Linked DNA regions of Homo sapiens: regions 1, 3 and 4 are each linked to region 2. The links are chromatin contacts, found by Hi-C in ENCODE. All regions are on one chromosome and are shown on one strand. The core of a region is the stretch at or near the end of the contact, and the rest is flanking DNA. Distances in the headings are between cores, read along the strand shown.

Region 1 (4,794 bases), core at 65-2,564, 2.4 Mb before region 2:
CTACAGAATGAGAGAAAATATTTGCAAACTACGCATCTGACAAAGGACTAATATCCAGAATCTACAAGGAACTCAAACAACTCAACAAGAAAAAAAAAAAACCCATTAAAAAGTGGGCAAAGGACATGAACAGATATTTCTCAAAAAAGACATACAAGTGGCCAACGAACATATGAAAAAATGCTCAACATCCACTAATTATCAGAGAAATGCACATTAAAACCACAATGAGATACAATCTCACACCAGTCAAAATGGCTATGATTAAAAAGTCAAAAAACAGCAGATGTTGGTGAGGGTGCAGAGAAAAGGAAACATATATACGTGTTGGTGGGAATGTAAATTCGTGCACAGTGCCTGGTTCAGAAGACACACTTTACAGAAAAAAGCTGGCTGAATGTTTATAACGTGTCTGTGTTTGTAGTGTTCAAGTCCTGAGGGCGAGGACCCTAGTGCATTTTCTGCAATCCAGTAATGCCTGTCCAGTATATGGCAGCCAGTGAGCACTCAACAGGTGCAATCGTTGGGCCACACACTCTTGTTTTAAAATGTGCTTTATCCTCTTGACCTTTTTAGGTTATGCAATGTGAATTCAAGCTGAATAATACTGAAGCCAGTCTTATGAGGCTCATTTCTAAGAAATATTCAGCTTTACGTAACGCAAATAAAAAATCACACACGCCCTTTGCAAGTGAACATTCATATTAGTGTCTGATAAATGCATTAAGAAGACACATTCCCTTAAATCAATCGGAGAACAGAACTTTGGTTTCTGCAAAAAGAAAAGCTCCCTTTTCCTTAGATTTTCTCAGCTCCTCCACTGCTAGCCCCAGACAAGGTCCAAGTTATCTGCAGTTCTATGGCCTCCCTTGCATTTAAATCGCATTTGGGCAAACGCTTCCTGGGCTTTCTAACTCCACAGAAACGCTAACCAGGTATTGGGCGCTCGCACCGCTTCCAGGTAACCCGCGGAGCTGCGGATTCCAGGCTCGCGCTGTGACGTCACCGGGCTCGCAAGCCGCGGCGCGGTCTCAGGCTCCGGTGATTGGCTGGGGCCCATGACGTCACGGCCCGGGGCGGCACCGCGATGGCCAGGGCCCCGGGATGCTCCGGGTTTGTTTAAAAATAAAGGGGGGGCGGGAGCGCCCAGGAAAATCCGGGCGCCCGCGGGGGTGCCGGCCGCTCCTCCCGCCGCCCCGCGTCCCGGCCCGGCCGCGCCAACCCCCACGGCGGCCCGCAAGGGGGCGGGGGGAGGCGGGGCGGAGGAGGAGCCGCGGGCGCGGCGCCGCGCTGTCCCCGGCCGCCGCCCGCCCCACTCCGCACCGCATGTAAACAGTCCCAGCCGGCCCAGCCCGGCCCCGGAGGAGCCCGCGCAGGCCGAGCCGAGCGCCGCGCTGCCCGCCCGGGAGGAGGGCGCCTAGGAGCGGGAGGGCGGGCGGCGGCGGGAGGCGGGCGCGGGGCCGCGATGGATTTCCAGCAGCTGGCCGACGTTGCGGAGAAATGGTGCTCCAACACGCCCTTCGAGCTCATCGCCACCGAGGAGACCGAACGCAGGATGGATTTCTACGCCGACCCCGGCGTCTCCTTCTATGTGCTGTGTCCGGACAACGGCTGCGGCGACAATTTTGTGAGTGCCTGGAGGAGGGACCGCCGGAGCCGGCGGGAGTGTGGACGCGGCGGTGCGTCCCTGCGCCCGAGCTCCCGCGCGGTGGGCGGCGGTGGGCGCAGAGTGGGGGGCCGTAACCCGCGCCCCGCGCCCCGCGTGCTCCGCCGGGGAAGCCCCGGGCCGGGCGGTGCGGGCTCCGCTGCCCGGGTGGGGCCCGGTGGGCGGCGGGCAAGGCGCCCGGAGGATCCGGGGAGCCGGGTCGGGGCGGGAGGTGTGGCGTCCCCCTAAAGGCCACTCCTCTCCCCGCTGCTGCGGGCGCCGTTTCGGGAACCCGACCTCGCGGCCCGTGCGCGGTGCCTGGCATGGAGCATCCCTGGGGTGTGGGTGTCACCCGCGTCGGACCAGCCGGGTCTGGGGCGCACGGACCCTCCGGCAGGAGCCCAGGTCCGGAGCTTCCCACATCCAGGCGTCCCGTCCGGGATAGGAATCCCGCTCCCCTCCGGTGCCCAGCCTCGGCTCCTCGCATTGCCCCTCCCGGGAGAACCCCACTCCCCGCCCTCGCGGGTTAGTCCTTGCACTGCCTGTTTGGACACAAAGCTCTGTCCATACTAGCGATGCCCGATCTCCTGGACCTTCTTTGCGGAATTACACCCCGGATCTTAATACGCACGCGCGCCTGCGCATACACCCCAACACACACACACACATGCTCACACCCTCACCCTCACACGCGCACACTCACGCGCACACGCGGCACGCCTCTCCCCCTGCCCCCGCGCTGCCCTCGCTGCCTCTCTGAGCTGCCCGAGAGGTGTGTGTGGCCCGGGCGGGTTCTCTCCAGCCGAGGCGGTGCCCTGGCCCTGCTGAAGCCCGTTGGCTTTTCCAGATGACGGGGAATCCCCTCAGCCCCGGCTCAGAGGGACCGGGAACTGGGACTGCGGTGTCCAAACCTTCCACTTTGAATCCTGCACCCACCTGGGATCCCGACTCTGGCAGTTGAGGAAGGGGATGCGGAGGGCAGGGGAGTCGGGGTGGGAGGGGTGGAGTAGGGCGAGCACGGTGCTCATGAAGTGTTTCCAAGGTCGGGGAATAAATAATGATCCCCAAATGTAAGATGGAGGCGGCCGTGGGCGCGGGTGACCGTGTGGTCGCGGGCCTTGTGGGCGGAGGTGGGGTGGTGCGGGGCGCGGCCTGGTGCACGCTCCTCAGGTGGGGGAGACAAAGCTGGGCCGTGGTCCTGCCGCCGAGCGCCCTGACCACCTACGGGAAGTTCGCGAAGGAGTTAGGGAGACTGCAAGACCGCCTTTCTTGGTCCTGGAGAGGTGAAGGCTTATGTATGCCTGGCCGATAAAGCATTCCCTCCGCCCACACGCACCCCCTGAGGAGGGCAGGGATCCACCTGGGCATTCCACAAGTGGCACTCCAGAAGAGGGATGGCCTTGTGTGACAGCCAGATTTGAGTTCTGGCTCTGTGACTGTGCTCAAATACCCACCCTGAGCTCAGTTTCCACATCCAAAAAAATAGGTATAATAATGCCAGCACCCAGGCGTTCATATAGGTAACGCACCGAATAGTCCCTAACACACAGCAAGAGCCCCACAAATTTGGGGTTAGAGACCTGGGGTTTCCCAGAATTTAGAGCTTGTCTCATTTTTTAAAGAGCCTTGGTTTTCCCACCTGTAAAATGGGGCTAATCAGAATACCTCCAGAAGAGCCAACTGAACAATAATATTAATGCCTGTAAGCCCATCTTAACTGTAGGTAAAGTAAGTAAATAAGTGTTCTTTTTGGAAGGAGTGGGAGATCATTAAAAAGGGATTCACTCCATTGCAAAAGTGTGAGAAAGCCCCCAGGATACAGTGGAAAGGGCACCAGAATCCAGCTGACTGTAAAATGTTAGGGTTTGGCTAGGGTCCCTTCCAGCTCTGGGCTTCCTTCATCTGCCAGCGCCCTTTCTCCCTCCTGACCGTGTGAAACAGGGCAAGAATGGCTCATGGTTCTGGATTTCACTGGGGAGAAGCCCACACAGCCTTCCTGCTGGGACCGCCCAGGCCATACCCAAAGAAATGACTCCAAAGACAGTAAGTGGGCCAGGAAGACAAAAGGCTGTTCTCTTGCCATGAATATGTGTATCCAACCATCGTTCAGAAGTAAGAAGTATTATATTATTTGTATCAGGCCTTTCTCTTGAGGCCACCCAGATTTTAAATATTTTCCCATCTGCATGAGAAAAATGCTTGAAAGTGTCATGTAAACTGACAATTTAAATAGAATAGATAGAAAGATAGAGGATGGGGGTGGGCAGATGATTCCTTGGGTAGAATGGAACTTTCTCCAAGTTCTGGAGGCTCTAATGGACAAGATGCCAACCTCGGGAGTTTTCCTAGCCGGACCTCTTGAATCTGTCCCAGGCCAGGTTTGTCAAGCTACTGTTTGCCTCTAATAAGTGTCCTGCCTTAGTTCTTTTCTTTTTCCCTGGAAAATGTATTAAGCATTAGACAAAAGTGTGAGATCAATGGAATTTCTATTAGTTGAAGGACTTAGCAATAAGAATGTCTACATGAGCATTTCTCAATTTACAAAAGTATTTCCACATCATTCATTCATTCATTCAACAAACATTTATTGAGGGTTTACTTTGTGCCAGGCCAGTGCTATCTAGAATACAAATAGGGTCTCTGCCTTCATGTTCCTGGGGCAATTTTTACTTGTCTAGGAAGCAGTGTGGTGTGGTGGTTAAGCACACAGGCTGTAGATCAGACTACTTGGGTTTGCACCTCAGCTCCCCGTATTTGTGTGCCTTGGGAAAGTTATTTAACCCCTCTATGCCATACTTTTTTTTTCTTTTTCTTTTTTTGAGACAGTCTTGCTCTGTCGCCCAGGCTGGAGTGTAGTGGCGTAATCTTGGCTCACTGCACCCTCTGCCTCCCGGGTTCAAGTGATTCTTGTGCGTCAGCCTCTCCAGTAGCTGGGATTAAAGGCGTGCACCCCACGCCCAGCTAATTTTTCTATTTTTCGTAGAGACAGGGTTTTGTTACGTTACTTAGGCTGGTCTCGAACTCCTGGGCTCAAGTGATCCTCCCACCTTGGCCTCCCAAAGTGCTGGGATGATAGGCGTGAGCCACTGCACCTGGCCTCTATGCCATAGTTTCTACATCTGTAAAATCGGGATGATAATATTAGTACC
Region 2 (4,665 bases), core at 1,895-4,394:
AAACCCCATCTCTACTAAGAATACAAAAATTAGCTAGGTGTGGTGGCACACGCCTGTAGTCCCAGGTACTCAGGAGGCTGAGGCAGGAGAATCGCTTGAACCTGGGAGGCAGAGGTTGCAGTGAGCCAATCGTGCCACTGCACTCCAGCCTGGCGACGGAGTGAGACTCCATCTCAAAACAACAACAACAAAAAAAAAACAGAATAAACATTAGCAATTTTGAATGCCACTAATAAAGAATAAAGAAAATCTCTTTAGAATCTGAAAAAAGGAACGATATATAGTTCACTTACATAGTAGAGTTAATGGGGATTTCAGGGAGTGGTATTTTTATTATTTTCTCTCCTGAGGCAAGACACAAAAAGGAAGAACAGGCCAATTCCAAATGGAGAGTTGTTATGAACTTGAAAATATGTCATAGCTCTATGTCTCAAGGATTTTTCTCCCTTTAAGTCTTAAGTAGAAGACGTAAAATAGAATTTATAATTTATCATAAAATACATGTAACTACCAAAGGCTCTTCCATGTATTATATGTTCAGAAAGGCATTTCTAATTTTCTCCCTCGAGTTAAATTAGAAATTTTATTATTTTCCCAATAGACATTTGTCCTTGTGGACAATATCTTGTTAATGAATTTATTCTACATTAATACAACTCATTTAAAACATAATGTAAGATGTGCATGGTGGCAGGCAACTGTAGCCCCAGCTACTTAGGAGGCTGAGGCAGGAGGATCCCTTGAGCCCAAGAGTTTGAGGCCAGCCTGGGCAACATAGCAACACCCCATCATATTTTATTTATTAATTTAGAGACAAGACCTCACTCTGTTACCCAGGCAGGAGTACAGTGGTGTGCTCGCGGACTCAAGCAATCCTCCCATCTCAGCCTCCTGAGAAGCCAGTACCACAGGCGCGTGCTACCAAGTCTGGCTATTTATTTTTTATTATTTTTTGTAGAGATGAGGTCTCATTACATTGCTCAGGTTGGTCTCGAACTCTTGGACTCAAGTGATCTACCCACCCTGGCCTCCCAAAGTGCTGAGATTACAGGTGTGAGCCGCCATGCCCCACCTATATTCTAAATTCTTAAGTGGTCCAGTCTGTGTATTTAGAGATGAAAAAAATCCTGGAAATTCCCTTGTTCACTTTCTGTCTCAATTTTCCCAGTAACTAACTTTTTCTTTCTCTCTCTCTCCCTTTCTTTATTTTTTTGAGATGGAGTCTCATTCTGTCATCTGGGCTGGAGAGCAGTGCAGTGACACCATCTCAGATCACTGCAACCTCCACCTCCCGGGTTAGGGTGATTCTCTTGCCTCAGCCTCCCTAGTAGCTGGGATTACACACACCACCATGCCTGGCTAATTTTTGCATTTTTAGCAGAGATGGGGTTTCACCATGTTGCCCAGGCTGGTCTCCAACTTTTGGCCTCAAGTGATCTGCCCGCATCGGCCTCCCAAAGTGCTGGGATTACCAGCATGAGCCACCACGCCTGACCCTCTTTTTATATATATCTTTTTTTTTTTTAGAGGAAATCTCGCTCTTGTCCCCCAGGCTGAAGTGCGATGGTGCAATCTTGGCTCACTGCAACCTCCACCTCCCGGATTCAAGCAATTCTCCTGTCTCAGCCGTCCGAGTAGCTGGGATTACAGGTCTAATTTTTGTATTTTGTACTAGAGAGGGGGTTTTACCATGTTGGCCAGGCTGGTCTAGAACTCCTGACCTCAGGTGATCTGCCTGCCTTGGCCTCCCAAAGTGCTGGGATTACAGGCGTGAGCCACCACACCCGGCCCTTATATACATCTTTAAAAGGTGTTCAATTAGACAGTAATTTTAGCCATGCCAATTGTGGAAAATATCAAGACAGGTTATATCAAGAAAATATTAATAGTTAACACATCACACAGCTGACAGCTCAAAACAGTTAATATATTAAGAAAACAGTTAATATATTCTGCATACAGGGAGCAATATAGTTTTACACAGTTTTCTTAGCCAATGCCAATAATTTTGTAATACAGAAAAGAAATGTATAGCAGCATCTTGAAAAATGTCTGCAGTATTAGCATTAAAACAGTTCTACTGAATCACAGAAACTAAATTTGATTTAGGAAGCCTACTGTTTTTCTCAGCTATGGTTAGATTAGAACAGAGCTCCTTACTTTTCAAGACCAGAAGTGCAAAATATCACAGTTACTGTAGTAATCTCGAATTCTATTTGAAGCAGACACCTATCCTTTAGGTTATTTGAAAACTGTCCTAGATAAGACTTGTTAAATCTTTTCTATAATGCACTTTAAATTGACATGAGATTCACTGCTTAAAAAAGAATTGTAGTACAATCAGTAAAGGAATTAAAAAACCCTGGTGACAACAGAGCCCATATATTTTGTATTGACCAGAGTACTACACCCAAAATGAGATGGAATGAAAAGAATATTCTTATAAAATCGCAGGACTAGAATAATCATTTTACACGTATCCAAGTAAACTTCCTTTGTTGTCAAGGATATTCTGTTTCAGGTTTTAAATGCGTCTCAGATTCCTACACATAATATTTAAACGAAGAAAAAAAAACTCTAGAAAGAAACAAACAAGAATTCTCGAGTAAGCAAGTAATTTAAAGGCTGAATACACAGATACGCAACCTCACCAGTATGCTCCATGTTACTACATATTTAAGAATAAGGACGGGGGCCACAGAGGCAAAGGCAAGGAGGTGAAGGAATCGGACACTCGGAGAGTGAACCGAAAAGATGTGAAAAAGCAAGGAAAACAGAAGAGAAGAGGGAAGTGGGAAAACTTTGAGGAAAAAGAGAAGGCAAAAGAGAAGGAAGTGCTTTGAGATTGAATCCAGGGAGGAAAAAGCAGGTGTGCCACGCCGCACCTCCAGGTCCCGCGGACACCACAGGCTCTGCAAGCCCAGCCGCCCGGGTCACGTAAGCCCCACCCCGCCGCTCCTCGTCAAGTCCCACCCGGACCCGCCCTCCCCCCGCTCCTCCCCCCGCTCCTCCCCGCCCCACAGAGTCGATCTCTCCTCTCCTAGACCCACCCCGCTCCCCCAGGCTCCACCTCGGCCTCTCAGACCCCGCCCCGTCAGGGCCCTCCCGGCCTTGCCCAGCCCTGCCTCGCCGGCGGCGGCCGCCGTGTCAGGTGACAGCCCGGAAGCTGCGGAAGCGGATGAGGGAAGGGCGGCCGTGGCCCTGGGGGCGGCGGGAGCTGCTTTGCCTCCACCGATCTCCCTGTGCGGCCCTCATGTGCTGTGCTCGCTGACACCCGAAGTCCGCGGCTTTCCGCACACGGTGGGGTCGTCAGACCCGCTGCCCTTGGCGGTCGAAGTCGTCGTGCGGGCCCGCGGCGGCCGCCCATGGAGAAGGCCAGGAGAGGCGGGGATGGCGTCCCCCGGGGGCCCGTACTGCACATCGTGGTGGTCGGATTTCACCACAAGAAGGGCTGCCAGGTGAGGAAAGGGCCCGCCCCCGCCCCCAGCCGTTCGGGCGTTCGCCCCTTCCGGGGCCCCCCTGCCCTGCTTCTGTGTGCTCAGCTCGCGTCGTGCAGTCCTCCCCACAGCGCCTGCGACCCTTCGCCTCTCAACCTGACTCCTTTTGCAGCTCCTCCCACCCGCCCCACATGAAGCCCAGCCCCCACAACCTCTTCCTTCTGCCCCTGAAAAATGGTTGAGCAGCGGAGGAGCTGGTTGATACGTGTAGGTTGTAGGTTTTTAACTTCTGCTTTGGTGGAGTGGGAGGAAAGCATCGAAGACCGGCCCCACTCTCTTCCCCGTCCATCATTGTCTCCACTGGCTTTCTGGGTGTCCACCTATAATGGGAGTCTAGAAAAATTCAGTGCTTGGACTCTGCTTTCAAGGTAATAGGCTCAGTGGGCTTGCATACTAATGCTTCAGGTAGCTTGCAGCACATGCAGCCTCCGTAGAAAAATCAGCTTCCTTTGTTTATCTGATGGAAGCCTTGGAATCTCTCCTGTTAGGTACGGTTGTCGATTGACTTTGCCTCCCCCTTCCCATTGGTCCTTAGTTTTGCTATTTCATCTTCTCCAGATTTTGCCTTTTGGTGAGAGATTAATCTCTCCATATCAACCGCAATAAGAGAAAGTGTATTACCAAACCGTTCAAATATAAAGGCGTTTTTCAGCAGCCTCACTGAATCATTAATGCAGCATCTGAAATGGAATATTTGCAATCTATGTATTGAAGGCAAGAGAACAAAATAGAAACAGGATTATTTAATGAGCAAGCAAACACTGGAAGGGAATGATGTCATAATGTGCTAGTGAACAGTAAATTGAAATGCTTTTTTGAAGTATTAAAAATAGTAATTGCCACCACTAGCTAATGAAGCATTTAGTTTCTTGCATTCCACAGGAAATGTAACATTTTAGAAGACTTATTGGCAAAAATTAAGTTCTCTAGGGAATAAGAGAAAAGTGATGGGAGTGAAAAAATCGTGTTTGTGCGTAATTTTGAAATATATCCTCACACCTGGAATGCCAGCACTTTTAGAGACTGATATGAAAGGCTCACTTGAGCCCAGGAGTTTGAGACCAGCTTAGATAACAAAGGGAAACACTGTCTCCACAAAAAAATTAAAAAATTAGTTGCATGTGATAGCGCACTTGTAGTCCCAGCTACTCGGTAGGCTAAGGTGGGA
Region 3 (4,709 bases), core at 2,061-4,560, 2.5 Mb before region 2:
GAGTGAGAAGCACAGTGTCTTATATCCTGCCTACAAACTTGCCTTAGCTATGGCCTGCTGATGGCTCTGACGGGTAGAAAAGGCTGCTTTTCATCCCTAAATCCCCACTCAGACCCTAGCCCAGTTTCCTCCTCAGGGGTCTACAGTGGGGCTATATAGGAAAGTCTGGAAGAGTAGCCCCTCAAGGACTGGTGTGTTAGTCCATTTTCATACTGCTATGAAGAAATATTCAAGACTGGGTAACTTATAAAGAAAAGGAGGTTTAATGGACTCGCGGTTCCACATGGCTGGGGAGGTCTCACAATCATGGCGGAAGGCAAAGGAGGAGCAAAGGCACGTCTTACATGGTAGCAGGCAAGAATGAGTGTGCAGAGGAGCTGCCTTTTATAAAACCATCAGATCTCGTGAGACTTATTTACTATCACAAGGAGAACAGCATGGGAAAAACCTGCCCTCATGATTCGATTACCTCCCACCAGGTCCCTTCCACAACATGTGGGGATTATGGTAGCTACAATTTAAGATGAGAATTGGGTGGGGCCATAGCGGAACCCTATCAACTGGGGACGAGGGAAATAGAATGTCCTGGCTCATGAGTTGAAGAGAGTCTAGCCTAGGAAAACCAACCTGCCGAACTACATACAGGGAGGCTTAAGGGCTGAGTAATGCCTGATCCCTACCTAGCTCCCTTTCAGTGCAATAAGGAAAATATTCTATTCAAGGATATCTTGTAGGTGAGAAAAAGAAGTCACTGTACTACGCTTCATGAGTACCATGGTTACTAAATCTGGGTAATGCCATTTTTTCCTGTAATTTTGCCCAATGATCAAAGTAACAAAATGCCAACTGTAGAAAATTTGGGAAGGCTAGAAATGAAAAAAGAAGCAGGAAACATTCTACTACTCATCACTGACTACAATTTTAGCACAGTTCTTCTTAGGGCTAAGCAATTTATCCCATAGGCTATGGTTCTAGAGATGGCAAACGTGCTTACAAACTGATCATTTGATGGTATTTCTTTTTCTTCAGAGCGGAGTCTCGCTCTGTTGCCCAGGCTGGAGTGCAGCGGCGCAATCTTGGCTCACTGCAGCCTCCGCCTCCTGGGTTCAAGCGATTCTCCTGCCTCAGCCTCCTGAGTAGCTGGGATTACAGGTGCCCACCACGCCCAGATAACTTTTGTATTTTTAGTAGAGACGGGGTTTCACCATGTTGGCCAGGATGGTCTCAAACTCCTGACCTCGCGATCTGCCTGCCTCGGCCTCCCAAAGTGCTGGGATTACAGGCGTGAGCCACCACGCCCAGCCAATTTGATGGTATTTCTTCATGAAGTTTACAGTTAGCAGCTTCTGACCATTTACATGGAGGCTGCATGATAACAGTCCCCTCATCAGGTATTAGAACTTAGTAGCAAACTGCTAAATAATATTCCATGGCTACCACCAAAGTCAGCACAGGTTTTTGGTTCAGAAATCTGAAAGAAGTCAGGCTGAGTCTAAAAGAGATCAGACTAAAAATAACAATATAACTGAATTTTCAAAATGCAAATCACATCATTTAATATCCACCGTGGCACTCACCTAGTTGACAAGAAGAAAGGGCTGTTGAGAATTCTAAGGCAAGCCATTTTTCTGGAACTTTTTCCCAGGGCTAACAGTTTAGAGAAGAGCCCCATTCATTTCCCCAACCCTCAAGACAGACCAGGTCTGAATGCCCAGTAAAGGCAGTTTATTAGAAAATCAGGTGGAGGATGGGCTATGAAGATTTACTGTTTTAATTCATGTTATTCCCTCTACCTACAACATCCTTCCCTACTTTCCCCCTGGAAACCTCCACCCATCTTCCAAGGTTCATTTCAATTATGGTCTCTGGGAAGTCTTTCCCTTTCCCCACCCCATGGAGCCTAACTACTTCAGGCCCAGTTACGCTTTGCTAGCACTTTGAATATTCTGTACCCTATATCATTGCATTATTTACTTGTCTTTCTCCCACCTGTAGATGGTGTATACTGTTAGAGGACAAGAACCTGCTTCTAGCCATCTTTGCGTCTCCAGGACCTGACTTGTGACCATTCAATAAGAGTTTGATAGATGGACAGACTAATGAATAGATGAAGATGATTAGAAGCCAAAATTTCTGAATCTTCCTAGCACCCAGAACATGGCTTAACATCAAGGAAATGCTCACTAAATACTGTCATAATGGAATGAATGGAACCGATGCCTAATTGAAAATCATTAGGCTGTAAACCATTTCCATGTTCCAATTTCTTCGTTTATAGAACAGAAATGATAGTGTAACCACCTGAAAATCCTTCACCTAGACTTCCAAAACCACACCCACCTCATCAATGAAGTCTGACTCTCTAGAAAGAAGCAAATGACTGAAATCATGGTCCTGTGCCTTGACCAAAATACCATTCGTCAGAACAAAAGAAGTAGGTCAGTGAAACGGCATTAGTATATCCTTCAACAGGCAAATAAGTGATAGTGTAGTTTGCTTTTGAAGTCGCTGTGAAAAGTTTTAGGTGAACATCACCTACACCACATTAAAAATGGAATCAAGTCATTTTCTTTAAGAAATGGAGTTTGAGATATGAGAATTCTTTTGGGCTTTTTCTACTTATTGGCCAATTATACACCCAGATATATTTCTGCAATATTTCAAAGATTCTAGTTCTAATTTGTATAATAAAAAAAATTAACAGCCTTTTCCAGACCACATGTTTCCAACAAGACCTTCAAAGGCCTCGCTCGCTATATAAAACTGGCTTTAAACAATTTCCTTTCCCAAAGAAGGAAATAAGATATTTCGGTTTTGTAAAAGAGGCAAAACCAGGTACAGGCCACCTTTCCTGCTGGAGAGCTGGCATAAGTGAGTGGATTCTTAATTACTATTTTACCTGCGGGGCATAATTACTTACGTGGAGTGAAATAAGGAGCCGTCCTTTTCTAAGTAGCCTTCATAGTGGACCAACATCAAATCCCCTCCTTTGGTCTTGCGATGGCAGATGAATGGCTTCTGGAGAACTTCAATTTTCACTTCTGGTTCAGGGATCAAAGCCCCAATCAAAGAAGTGACGAACAGAGTCAAGACCGCGTTCCACAAGAAAAGCCTCATGTTGCTGAAGCAAGGAAAGAAGTCCCTACAAAAGCAGCGAAAGGTCCCTCGACTTCATAGATTTAAGAACGTAGTTCAAGGCTTACGGACAAGGGCTTCAGACAAGTTCAGGACTCCCCCTTCTTAGAAGACGTGGCACATTTACCACCAACTCTTTTCTCAAGGGTCACGAACCTACCTTTAAAGAGTTAAGCCCAAATGCCGGCCTGACTGGCTCTTATAACGCGGCCGCCTGGGAATAGCAGCCTCCCATTGGCTATTGGTGCTGTCCTTCAGGCAGCTCTCAAGCCAATGACGCTGCAACGATGGAATTTACAGCCCGGTAGAGCCGGGCAGCTGCCAAGCGGCGGATCATCCCTTGTGGTCCTAGAGCCCGGTGGATTTCAGCATTCAACCAGCGTGGATTTTGGGAGAGGGGCGGGGCGCAGAGCCAACCGGAAACTCCTCCGGCTGATTTATCTCTGTGAAGAACCCTGCTGAGAGACGTAGGAAGAGTCCCGGGGCCCTATGAAATCTTCGGGGTTCCAGGAAAGACTCGTTTACTCTCGCCGTTGGAGAGCGGCCCCCCAAGATGCCACAATCCTAGGATTTTGCTATTGCTTATAAACTGTAAAGACTGACATACTGCTTGAGGGTTCACAAAGCGCGTTCCCGTTGCATGAACCTCACTACACCCAGTAAGGCAGGTTCTTTTTTCCCATTTAAAAGAGAAGTAAATTTACACCAGGAGATATTAACTGTCCTGCTTAAGGTTGTTTGGCCCCGAAGCAAATGAGCTCTGCCTTCAAACCAGGTCTGATTCATTCCACAGCACCACGTCATGTTATGGCTGCTAATAATTTATCCCTTAAGTTACCTTACAGGGTAAATAATGAGTTTCGACTTGCAGACTTCCGCTTTAAAGAAGAAATGGTAATCATGGTTACGAATTACACAGCCTCATCGTAGTTTACATTTTCTAGTTTTACATTTTTTGCCTAAGTTCAAAAGTAATGCATGTTCATTGAAGTCATTTTGGAAGAAATTGGAAAGCACTAAAGTAAGATTTCCAGATAATATTGGGGAGTCGAATCAAGTTGGAATTTCAGATACATAACGAATAATGGTTTTGCATTTTTATTTACTAAATCAGGCAACTTTAAAGAAAAAGAAAGCTCGCCGATACCACCACCAGCCGCAAACAATCCTCTTAATATTTTGGTGCATGCTTCTGTGACATATACTTAAAGCGATTTAAATCGTATTGTAGTCTTTTCTCACCTCCTCTTTCCACTTAATCTGTAGTTAACATTTTTTCTGGTCTAATAACCTTAACACAGTGCATATCCGCACTCTATGTGCATAGGAATCCCCCTGAAGATCTTGTTTAAAATGCAGATTTTGATCTGGAGGTCTGGGGTGGGTGCAAGATTCTGCATTTCTAACAAGCTCTTAGGTGATGTCAGTGCTCCGGGTCAGTAGATCAACACTTCCATAGTGAGACCTTAGAGTCTGGACAACATCTGTTTACACTGGCCTCATAGTATTCTACCCTGAAATTCCAATAATCTCTTTACGCCCTGTTATTGGTTACCTCAAGTGTGTGAGATCAA
Region 4 (4,802 bases), core at 1,442-3,941, 2.3 Mb after region 2:
ATTTCCAGTTTAGGGCTACTATGAATACTGCTGCCTTGAACAGTCCAGGATACATCATTTTGTGAGCTGCTTATTTTTATTATTTGTGCTACCTGAATTTTGTATTATGTGCAGGTATTACTTTTTTTAAATGTCCTAAAAACACCTTTAAGGGCTTTTAAACTAGGATCAGAAACTTAGCTCCTTCCCTACTGACAAGCAGGCAGAAAAAAAAAATAATAGTAATAGCTAGTATTTACTGAATGCTCATTGAGCCACCTCTTTAGGGAAAAAAATCTTTTCATATATGTTTGCTTTTAATCCTCCAAATTACTCAAAGCCATAGGTATTCTCATTATGCCCATGTTAGACCTGCAGAAACTGAGACCGAAGGAGGTTAAATAACTTGTGCAAAACCATACAACTAGCAAGTAGGGAATCACAGTACAAATACAGGTCTCTGAATATAAAGCCTGTGCATTCACCCTCCAATTACACAGCCTCTGATTACACTCAGCTGGGAGTTCAGGGAGCCTGCTAGACATGGGGAGGAGAAGCTGAAATGAGAGCACCTGAAACTGCCAGCTCAGTCCAGCTCAACAGCTCGGATTGTTCTCCCCACCGCCCCCCTACTTCCTGTCCTAATTAATCAAATGCTCTTGAACATGAAAGAGAGTGAGATTGGATTTTTGTTAAGATGAAAGAAAGGAATCTGTTCCCATCTGGCACCTTCAAAACTCTCCTATTCAAGCCAGCAGGGAGCATTTATGCAACCTACATGGCAGTTTAATAATTCCCCAAGAATGCCAGGAGATTAAGCAATGTCACAACCGATCTGGATCCACCGGCACTTGAGAATAATGGAAAGAGCAGGGGTCTAAGGTCTAGGACAGGGGTCAACCAAATTTCTCTGTAAAGGCCCAGATATTAAATATTTTAGGCTTTGCAGGTCCTATGATCTCTGTGTCAACTACCCAACTCTGGCATTGTAACATGAAAGCAGCCATGAGCAAACAGGCATGGCTGTGTAACTAAAACTTCTTTTATGGCACAGATATTTGAATTTCATATAATTTTCATGTGCCTGGGCATATATTTCTTTTTTAAAAAATATTTTCTAACCAGTAAAATATGTAAAAGTTATTCTTAGTTTGAAAGCTGCACAAAAATGGAGGACAAAGTCTAGCGACCTGAATTCAAATCCTCTCTCTGCCATTTGTTATTTCTGTGGCTTTCGACATATTACTTACATTCACTAAGCTTCATTTCTCTCTTGAGAAAATGAGCAGAGCAGGTGCCATGCATTCAGGGCCTCCCTTGTGGCTGGCACTGAGCCACATGCTTTATATGCTTTACTGAATTAAATCCTACAATAACCACAAAAGGCTGAAATTATATGATTGCCTTCTTCAGATAGTTACGATGATTAAGAAATTATGTCTATAATTGTGCCTGAGCTGGCCTCCATAGTTCATTGAGTTTGATGCTTCCTGTTGTACGCAAAAATTGCCATGTTGGTTCGATGAGAGCATGCCTGCTTTTTCTACTACCTGTGGTGTTTTGAGTACCTATATTTGTATTGCACTTACAGTGAAAATTATCTAATTATATTATTCTATTTAATTACAATTGCATCAAGCTCCAATAAACAATCCAAATTTCACTGAACTGAAAGTTGAGTGCACACTTTGAATAGTCACTCCTTCTGTTAGGTTGGTGCAAAAGTAATTGCCATTACTTTTAGTAGCAAAAACAGCAATTACTTTCGCACCAACCTAATATATATGTGCACAGTAGGCAGTTTGGCTCAGGTACACTTATTCAAAACATTGCATTAAGTAAGATAATACATGTTAAATACCTAGCACACAGCCTGGGATGCAGGTGTCGGCCAGTGTTTGTTCCCCACTTCCTTAGTGACAAAGATTAGGCTTAGCTACTTTTTGGGAAAGGTGAGTGCCACCAGAAAGATGAGGCCAAGGCCTTATCAGACACACTGGAACACAGCCTTCCCAAGGAATAAATCCAGAATATTTTGTGTATGAGTTCTGGCTCTGAAGCCCAGCCTGTTCTTACACTGACCCCCCAGTTTCTGCCTTGATCAGCCACCCACTAGGCTGGGCATTGCTTCCTCTCACTCTGCTATCTAGTGACCCAACCTCGGCCCAACCCTCCAGCTTTCTTCTGGCCATGCGACTGTTCTGCTAGTCTGCTCCGCATATCTGCTCCTACCTTCCGATGCCTCCTCTGAGCTTTGGCTCCACTCCCCACTCAGCACAAACAACTTACTTTGCCCCAGTATGGGGTACAACAGCTCAGACTCTTCTAGAGGTCTAATCCTGGACACCTCGTTTGCTTTATAAGCACAATCTGGAAAGAAGAGTTTCATTGCTCAGAGCCCCTCAGGAAGCAGAAGAGGAGAGTGGTGAAGAGAGCATTCATCCTCTGGAATGACCATAACTGGTGTTTCAATCCCAGCTCCCCTCCATACTAATACTTGGGTGAGTTACTCACCAGGTCTATGCTTCAGTTTCTTCATCTGTAAAATGGAGGTTGTAAAAATATCATCTACCCCATAGGGTTATGGTGATGATTAAATTAGTTCTTCTATAGAAAGTGCCTGCAGCAGTGGTTAGCATGTGGTAGGCACTTTGTATGTGTTATCTGTTATGTCTGTTTGCTCTTACTAACATCTATATTTCTGAGTCCTAGACCTCCCCAGAGAGTGTGAAGTTCATGGTGTTTCATGGGAACAGATGTAAGCCCACTTGCTGAATCTCTCTCTGAGCTAATAATTAACAAATACATTGCACAGTAGCTTACCAGGAAAGCCTATACTGGTCTGAACAAGAAGAAACTTGCTGAACAATTCTAAAGCTCACTTCTCAATATAACAGCAGCCCTTGCTCAACATGTTGCCCATATCTTCAGTACCGTGCAGAGGTCACAGCCATCATATTCTGCCAGCTCTTCCCCTATGGGTTGAGCAACCATATGTGTCTTCCCAACCAGGACATTTTTCATTTTTAGCTTCTTGTTTTGACATAATTTCAGGTTTACAGAAAATCTTCAAGAGTAGTACAAATACCCCCATGTACCCTGTACACATATTCCTGAAATGTTAATATTTTTCATATTTGCTTTATCATTTCCTCTATCAGTCTATCTATAATACCTACCTATCTACCTATCCATCCATCTAAAAATGTCCCAGGTAATCAGCAAACCTGCTTTAAATGTCACCAATTATCCCAAGAACATCCTTTTTAGCACAAAAAACCCCGAATCATGTATTGTATTCAGTTGCCATGTACGTTTAGTGTTCTTTAACTTAGAACAGTTCCTTGGTCTTTCTTTGTATCTTATGACATCAACATTTTTAAATAGCATAGGTTAGATATTTTGTGGAGTTTCTCTCACTTTGGGTTTGTGTGATGTTTCCTTCTGAATAGATTAAGGTTATGTGCTTTTGAGAGTTATACACCAGGAATGATGCTATGTTCCTCTTAGTATATAGTATCAGCAGACACAGTATATCAATTTGTCCCATTACTAGTGATGTTATTGTCAGATTTCTCCACTGTAAAGATACTATTTTTCCTTTTGCAACTGACAAGTATTTTAAGAGTACATAGCCATCCTGATACTCCTTAAACTTTCACTCACAGCACTTACCATACAGTGTAGATTCCTGTCTGAATCAATGCTATAAAGGTTTCCAAATGATGATTTTCTAATTTCATTATTTCTTCTATACTTATTAGCAGTCTCTCTACTTTAAGGAAGAAATTTCCCTTCTCTCCCATTTTTAAATTTACATCATAGGTTCTTCTTTTATTCTGTGGGTTATAATTTGTTGCCATAGTTATTTCTTTTTATGCCTAGATTGCTGACTGGGGTCAGCAAGAGCCCTACAATTTGGTGCGTGTTTCTGTTGACATGTTTCTCAGCATTTTTGGGCATGTCCTCACTTGCCAGCACAACATGATGTTCCAGGCTTATCTTGTCCTTTTCCCAGCCCCAGGCCAGGAATCAGCCATCTCCAATGAGCCAAGTAAAACCATGGCATATTTAAGAGAAAGGGCCACAGGCATAATCATGGCGGGTATAAACTGAAACTGACCTAGAAATGCTGGGTCATATTCCCAATCTACCACTAGATGTCCTTCCACACCTCAATAGTTCTTCACAGGAAGCAGTCCTGGGGCATTTGGAAATGGTGGGATATTTGGAGTTATCACAAAGACTGGGGCAGCAGGGGTTACTTCTGGCATTTAGTAAGCACAGCCCAGGCATGCCAAATTTCCTGCACAGGACCATCTATCCTAACACAGAATTGCCCCATAAGTAGCAATCCTGTTAATAAATAGTGGCCCAATCCCTGAACTAATCTATCTTGTGTTCTAGTCTCTCAAGGATTGGCTTAGTTCTTTTCACCTTATCCGCCATCAGTTAATTTAATCACCACTGTTTCCATAGTGAGAATCTAATATATTAGACTGATCAAGTGTGTTAATCAAATATATTGGATTAGCTGGCATGCATTATAGCAAATAAAATAGCCAGTCTTCATTTTAGATCTAGTTTAAAGAAAGCCTCTACTTCTTATGTGTCAATTTTTGCAGAAAACATTATTCTAGCAAGTTGGCAAGGAGTCTAGGACTTATGTTAAGACACACCATCTCATCCCCAGTTCTTGCAGCTCTCTGTCTAGTTATTGGCCCTATTCATTGCATCAGCACCAACAACAGCTACCCAGGTTTTATAGGGCAAGCATTTTACTAAACATTTTACATAAACTATCTCATTTAACCTTCACAGTA

Evidence for each region. Hi-C counts contacts between places; a loop is a spot of excess contacts on that map. Pooled maps may share reads with other maps.
Region 1: a map of CD4-positive, alpha-beta T cell shows a loop between it and region 2 (6-fold over the local background). The contact joins the promoter of MTURN here to the promoter of AVL9 in region 2. A Hi-C loop is called at or near these places in 2 of 168 maps with a recorded cell type or tissue (CD4-positive, alpha-beta T cell and naive thymus-derived CD4-positive, alpha-beta T cell) and 12 of 50 pooled maps.
Region 3: a map of CD8-positive, alpha-beta T cell shows a loop between it and region 2 (19-fold over the local background). The contact joins the promoter of FKBP14 here to the promoter of AVL9 in region 2. A Hi-C loop is called at or near these places in 5 of 168 maps with a recorded cell type or tissue (CD4-positive, alpha-beta T cell, CD8-positive, alpha-beta T cell and naive thymus-derived CD4-positive, alpha-beta T cell), 8 of 37 single-sample maps with no recorded cell type and 14 of 50 pooled maps.
Region 4: a loop to region 2 is called in a pooled map, with 6 times the contacts of the local background. The contact joins the promoter of NPSR1-AS1 here to the promoter of AVL9 in region 2. A Hi-C loop is called at or near these places in 3 of 37 single-sample maps with no recorded cell type and 4 of 50 pooled maps.

What each region holds. Positions count from the first base shown.
Region 1 is chr7:30,133,672-30,138,465 of GRCh38, forward strand. It overlaps MTURN (maturin, neural progenitor differentiation regulator homolog), which reads left to right and starts at 1,315. Exons shown (of 3, transcript NM_152793.3): 1 at 1,315-1,627. The coding sequence starts at 1,466. LOC105375216 (a long non-coding RNA gene) reads right to left here and starts at 1,043. Exons shown (of 3, transcript XR_927146.3): 1 at 933-1,043. RefSeq lists silencers at 1,213-1,462, 1,233-1,610, 1,803-1,942, 2,263-2,442.
Region 2 is chr7:32,492,345-32,497,009 of GRCh38, forward strand. AVL9 (AVL9 cell migration associated) reads left to right here and starts at 3,145. Exons shown (of 16, transcript NM_015060.3): 1 at 3,145-3,458. The coding sequence starts at 3,366. It also overlaps a transcript of LSM5 not described here. RefSeq lists enhancers at 2,659-2,868, 2,942-3,740, 3,741-4,539 and a silencer at 2,959-3,608.
Region 3 is chr7:30,023,392-30,028,100 of GRCh38, forward strand. It overlaps FKBP14 (FKBP prolyl isomerase 14), which reads right to left and starts at 3,311. Exons shown (of 4, transcript NM_017946.4): 1 at 2,921-3,311. The coding sequence starts at 3,117. It overlaps FKBP14-AS1 (FKBP14 antisense RNA 1), which reads left to right. Exons shown (of 3, transcript NR_187577.1): 3 at 1,996-3,850. RefSeq lists an enhancer at 3,567-3,716.
Region 4 is chr7:34,755,581-34,760,382 of GRCh38, forward strand. NPSR1-AS1 (NPSR1 antisense RNA 1) reads right to left here and starts at 2,692. Exons shown (of 4, transcript NR_033665.1): 1 at 2,494-2,692. All of the region lies in intron 2 of NPSR1 (neuropeptide S receptor 1), which reads left to right.